Linked DNA regions of Homo sapiens: region 1 is linked to region 2. A link is a loop called in an ENCODE intact Hi-C map of the cell type or tissue named here. Cell type or tissue: B cell. All regions are shown on one strand. Each heading gives the region's core, and the rest is flanking DNA. Links, peaks and the distances in the headings are about the cores only.

Region 1 (2,923 bases), core at 252-2,751, 64 kb before region 2:
ATAAAGTTCCGACTGGGCGTGGTGGCTCATGCCTGTAATCCCAGCACTTTGGGAGGCCAAGGCAGGCAGATCACCTGAGGTCAGGAGTTTGAGACCAGCCTGGCCAACATGGTGAAACCCCGTCTCCACTAAAAATACAAAAATTAGCCAGGCGTGGTGGTGCATGCCTATAATCCCAGCTACTCGGGAGGCTGAGACAAGAGAATCACTTGAACCCAGGAGGCGGAGGTTGCAGTGAGCCAAGATCACTCCATTGCACTCCAGCCTGGGCGATAGAGTAAGACTCTGTCTCCAAAAAAAAAAAAAAAAAAGGTGGCACGATGGCTCACGCCTGTAATCCCAGCACTTTGGGAGGTTGAGGTGGGTGGATCATTTGAGGTCAGGAGTTCAAGACCAGCCTGGCCAATATGGTGAAGCCCCATCTCCACTGAAAATACAAAAATCAGTCAGGCATGGTGGCAGGCACCTATAATCCCAGCTACTGGGGAGGCTGAGGCAGGAGAATCTCTTGAACCCAGGAGTCAGAGGTTGCAGTAGGCCAAGATCACATCACTCCACTCCAGCCTGGGCAACAGAGTAACACTCTGTCAAATAAATAAATAAATAAATAAATAAATAGTTCCTTGAATAAGATGACCACCTTGTTTTGTGAGAGAAAAGGTTTCGCTGAGGAGGTCATATCTAAGCCGGGTCTTAACTCAGTTCTGCTTTCTGGCTTTTTTTTTGGCAGGGGAATGAGAGGTATGGAGGAACTTGTGGAGAACAGAAAAAGATGTATAGAAAGACAAACACTGCATGGTATACAAAAACAAAACTGAAGTTATCAATGAGAAATTTATGTGCCAAAAGATTTGAAGGTGCGTAGAGAGATATACCAGTTCTAGATCAAAGGGACTAGATTCTCAAAAATTTTCCTTTTATTTAGGTTTTATTCTATAAGAAATAAAACAGCAGAGAAATTTTTAAGCAGGGGAATAAGAACAGCTTTAATTTTTAGGAAGACTATTATAGCAGCATTGGGAAAGCTCAAATGAAGCTTAACAGAACCAAGTGAGAACAAGAGTACCAATAGTGGTATGGACGACAAGGGGCCACATTGAAGATTTCTCAGTCAATAAGAATAAGAAAGGGCTGGGCATGGTGGCTCATACCTATAATCCCAGCACTTTGGGAGGCCAAGGTGAGAGGATGGCTTGAGCCCAGGAGTTTGAGACCAGCCTAGGCAACGTAGTGAGACCCTGTCTCTACAAAAAAAAAAAAAATTTTTAATTAGCCAGGTGTGGTGGCACACACCTGTAGTCCCCGCTACTCAGGAGGCTGAGGTGGAAGAATCACTTGAGCCCAGAGGGTCAAAGTGATTGTGGAGGGTCTTGCAGTGAGCCAAGATCTCACCACTGCATTCCAACATGGGCAACAGGGCAAGACACCTGTCTCAAAAAAAAAAAAAAAAAGAGAAAAAAGTCAGAAGATGCCAACAGGTTTCCAGCTTTGAAGTTAGGATGGACCAGATCCATTAATCAAAACATAAAAATTGTGTTTTGTCTGATCTTGGAATAAACAAGAGTGGAGTATATATAATACGTTTTGTTTTAGATATACTAAAACTCAAGAGCCAGGAAATAGGTAGGTGAAGATGTAGTCAAGGAACTGAAAGTAGAGATCTGGTCTGTGGTTGCAGACAAAGGAATGGAGGAGATCACCTAGAGAAAGTCTTTAATGAAAGAATAAAACATTGAGTCACCCCATTTTATGAGAAGAGAAAAAAAAAAAAAAGGAGAACTGAAAGCAGTGCCTAGAGAAACCAACGTTTGAGTAGTGGGTAAAGGAGAAATCAGTGACAATAGAAACAACAAATAAAAACAAACAAAACAGGCCGGGCACAGTGGCTCATGCCTGTAATCCCAGCACTTTGGGAGGCCGAGGCAGGCAGATCACGAGGTCAGGAGATTGAGACCATCCTGGCTAACACGGTGAAACCCCATCTCTACTAAAAATATAAAAAATTAGCCGGGCACGGTGGTGGGCGCCTGTAGTCCCAACTACTTGGGAGGCTGAGGCAGGAGAATGGCATGAACCCGAAGTCGAGGCTGCAGTGAGCTGAGATCGCGCCACTGCACTCTAGCCTGGGCGACAGAGCCAGGCTCCGTCTCAAAAACAAACAAACAAACAAACAAACAAACAAACAAATATTCCATGTTAGGAAGATAACCATTAGAGTAATCCTGCAAAAGAAAGACAAATCAAGAAGGATGAAAACTGTTACATATAATTGGATTTAACAAAGAGCATATCAAATATCTTGAGACTCACTAAGAAGTGTCGTTTTAAAAGGAAAGAGAAAAATAGCTAAATTGCTGAGGACAGAAGGTAGGAATAAAGATTGAGAGAAGTTTTGTTCTGGTTTGTTAGTAGCACTTAGAAGACTTAAAAATGCGTTTAAAATGAGTGGACAGAATCAGTGGAAAGGAACTCTGGCCTCTCGACTGACTGACTTCATCACTTTCAGTGGTATCTCTTTTCCATTTTGGCCACAGTATAGATCTTATATCATCATCACTATCACCTCTCAATCGCTGAAATGCAGGTATACCCTTCTCTGATCACAACCTCTTATTATTCTAGCATACTCAACCACCTCAAGAGATCTCTTCTGAACACCAATTAAGACTTTTGGTCCACTGGTTGCTTTAATTATTCCCTAGCCATCAATATACACAGTCTAGATTTTGACCCATCACCTTTATTTCACATGTTCTTTTTTCATCCTGTCTACCAAAATCCAACCCAGCATATATCCCTAACATAAACTTGCCTATATCCAGAATGCTGATTATACCGCAGAAGCATTTGCACTAGGGTGCTAAAGACTAAGAATTCATAGTCATTATTCTCAAATGGACCTAACCTTGCCTGGCAAGCCTTT
Region 2 (2,923 bases), core at 215-2,714:
CTAGTAGTTTTATACTTTGCTTCTTTTTTTGAGACAGAGTCTCGCTCTGTCACCCAGGCTGCAGTGCAGTGGTGCAATCTCAGCTCACTGCAACCTCCACCTCCCAAGTTCAAGTGATTCTCATTCCTCAGCCTCCTGAGTAGTAGCTGGGATTACAGGTGTGTGCCACCATGCCCGGCTAATTTTTGTATGTTTAGTAGAGATGGGGTTTTGCCTTGTTTGCCAGGCTGGTCTCGAACTCCTGGCCTCAAGAAATCCACCCACCTTGGCCTCCCAAGGTGCTGGGATTACATACATGAGCCACCGTGCCCGACTATACTTTGCTTTTTTATTAAAACATGTTCAAGTCCTTGATCTATCTGGAATTTAGCTTTGTATATGGCTTGAAAGGGAATTAATATTATTTATCTTAATCAATGGCCTGATGTCATAAACAATTCATTTTATATTATATACTGATGTTGTTTAAATAAGTGTGAGTGTGAGTGTGAGTGTGTGTGTATGTGTGTATACAAAGTCTATCTCTACATTTTCTAGTCTGTTCCTTTGACTTATTGCCTGTTCCTAAACCAGTGCCATGCTGTTCGGTTTTATGTCTAGTAGAACAAATTCCCTCTCCTTGCAGTATCTTTTATAACACAAAAATCTCACAAATAAATAAATAAAACTTGCATCCAAATATGCTAAATGACTTGCTCGTATATCATTTAGAGATACAATTCAGAGAATAATCTCAGTTTTCTGAGTTCAGTCATTTATTTGTTCTATTTAACAGATTTTTATTGAACATCTACTATATAACAGAGTCTGTTCCAGCTTCTAAGGATCCAGTAGTGAAGGAAATACAAAAATCTATGCCCTCATGGAGCAAACACATATTCAACATTATTATTCATTTTTAAATAGCTACATCTCTGCTAAATTTTCCAGTTTTTGAAAAATAAATTTTAGTTATTAATTCAGCATAATTAGAAGAGTTGAAATTTTACACTTCATATCTCACAGTTTATTTTTCTTACACATATATTTTTTATTTTATTTATTTATTTTGAGATGAGTCTCGCTCTGTTGCTCAGGCTGGAGTGCAGTGGTACAATCTCAGCTCACTGAAAACTCCACCTCCTGGGTTCAAACAATTCTCCTGCCTCAGCCTCCTGAGTAGCTGGGACTACAGGCGCACGCCACCACACACAGCTAATTTTTGTACGTTTCGTAGAGAAAGGGTTTCACCATGTTGGCCAGGCTAGTCTTGAACTCTTGACCTCAGGTGATCCACCTGTCTCAGCCTCCCAAAGTGCTGGGATTATAGGCATGAGCCACCGTCCCTGGCCACATTTTTTTTTTTAAACTCTACAGTTTCACTTCTCTTTTTTTTATGCAAAGTAGTCTCTTCTCTACATCCATGGTTGATTTCTAAAAACCCCTTTGCAGGAGAATTCCCTGTCAAGAGCGTAAGACTTTATGAAGCAAATTAGGAAAATTGAGGCCACTATTAAACTACAAAGAATACATATTTTCCTTAGCCATTTGTTCAAATAGGACAATACATCTGGCACATATTATGTATCTAAAATTAGTAATAAATTCCCATTCACCACTTCTTGCTTTGGGATAACTTTCTAGAACTTCTCTTTTATGAAGTTTCAGCAAGACACATGATTATTTTATAACACGTGATATTCATGATGAGTCTTTTTTCCCCTTTTAGTTCTGGTTGCTACATTTCTTATTTTATGACTTAAAGTTAAATTACTTACACTCTCTACACCCGAAATGATCCCAAGGGAACTGAGTAACTTGAGAGAAGTTAAATATAATTACATGTTTGGACTCTAGAGTTATACAGATCTGCTTCAGACTTAGCTCCCCTACAGAAGATGTGACTTGGACAAGCAAGGTAACCTCTCTAAGTTAGGTTTCTCCATCCATAAATTGGTAAGAATAATATGTACCTGCCTCATAGGATTGTTGAGAAAATTAAGTGAGGTACAATGTGTAAAATTAATATCTCAGTGCTTGGCACATAATCCATGTTAAATAAGTGTTAGCCAATGTTATTATTGAGATGTTTGTTAAGACCATTTCACTACAAAGAACAGCGGTTCATCTGGGTGATGGGAGCAGGGGTATCGTGACGGTATTTATGGAAATAAGGACTTTAAGGACCTTCTGGCATATCAAGAAAAGCTGTCGAGCTGGGCCTCTTGGACTCTGGAAGTCACTCAGGAACTAGAAGCATCCAGTGGAAGAGTCACCAATCTGAGTCATCTTCTTGCTGCCTTGGCAAGTTCAGGGATCCCATAAATGCAGTGACTCAGCATCCCTCCAACTGTACTGCTACCATTCCCATTTCTACTAATTTTTCAACTCTCCTATAAATACCGTTTGATTTTGGCTTACCTATAGCTTCTGCTTGTTCATAACTGCTCACTCCTCCTTTCTGATAACTCAAAACTTCAACTTATTCACAATTTGTCAGTTCCACATGAAATTTCTAGGCAATAATGTCTGTTTGACTCAGTAGTATCCCTATTGAAGCAGAGGTTCTATATGCTAAACCTCCTCGTGGGCCATAAACCCATAGAAAAACTGATGGCCTTTGGATCATGAGCACATTCCTGATTCTAGTCAGCTGAGCTGGGAGAACTGGGGGCTGAGGGGTTCTGGAAGCGGGGCAGAGAACGTGGCATAGAACATGGCCACCTTCTTAGTAGGACCTGTAGGCTCTGCAGTTACCCCCAGAAGTGGGCTGTGTGGTGACTGGCTTGTCTGTAAACTACACTTTGGGTAAATTATATCTCATCTATTCAACATAGCCAAAAAGAAATGTCTCACTCCTCCTCCATTGACAGTTTTTATTACTTTGGTTGGTTGATTTTAAAGGGCAGTAACCTAACTTGAACTAACTTAGACACAAAGAGGA

The links. Peaks named below come from ENCODE experiments on the same cell type or tissue, not always from the same donor. Only the 100,000 strongest peaks of a DNase experiment are listed, where the experiment ranks them.
Region 1: it touches region 2 in a loop (4-fold over the local background); 1 of 110 quality-filtered maps calls a loop at or near these places.

What each region holds. Positions count from the first base shown.
Region 1 is chr2:113,922,583-113,925,505 of GRCh38, reverse strand. The region is part of intron 3 of ACTR3 (actin related protein 3); the gene reads right to left. Among named protein-coding and RNA genes, the nearest start is that of ACTR3-AS1, 33 kb to the right of the region's middle. In B cell, for the core only: no CTCF peak of the experiment used is centred there; a DNase peak (open chromatin) is centred at 1,695; H3K27ac peaks cover 2,474 bases.
Region 2 is chr2:113,858,307-113,861,229 of GRCh38, reverse strand. The region is part of intron 2 of ACTR3-AS1 (ACTR3 antisense RNA 1); the gene reads left to right. Among named protein-coding and RNA genes, the nearest start is that of ACTR3, 30 kb to the left of the region's middle. In B cell, for the core only: no CTCF peak of the experiment used is centred there; a DNase peak (open chromatin) is centred at 1,519; H3K4me3 peaks cover 1,010 bases; H3K27ac peaks cover 2,500 bases.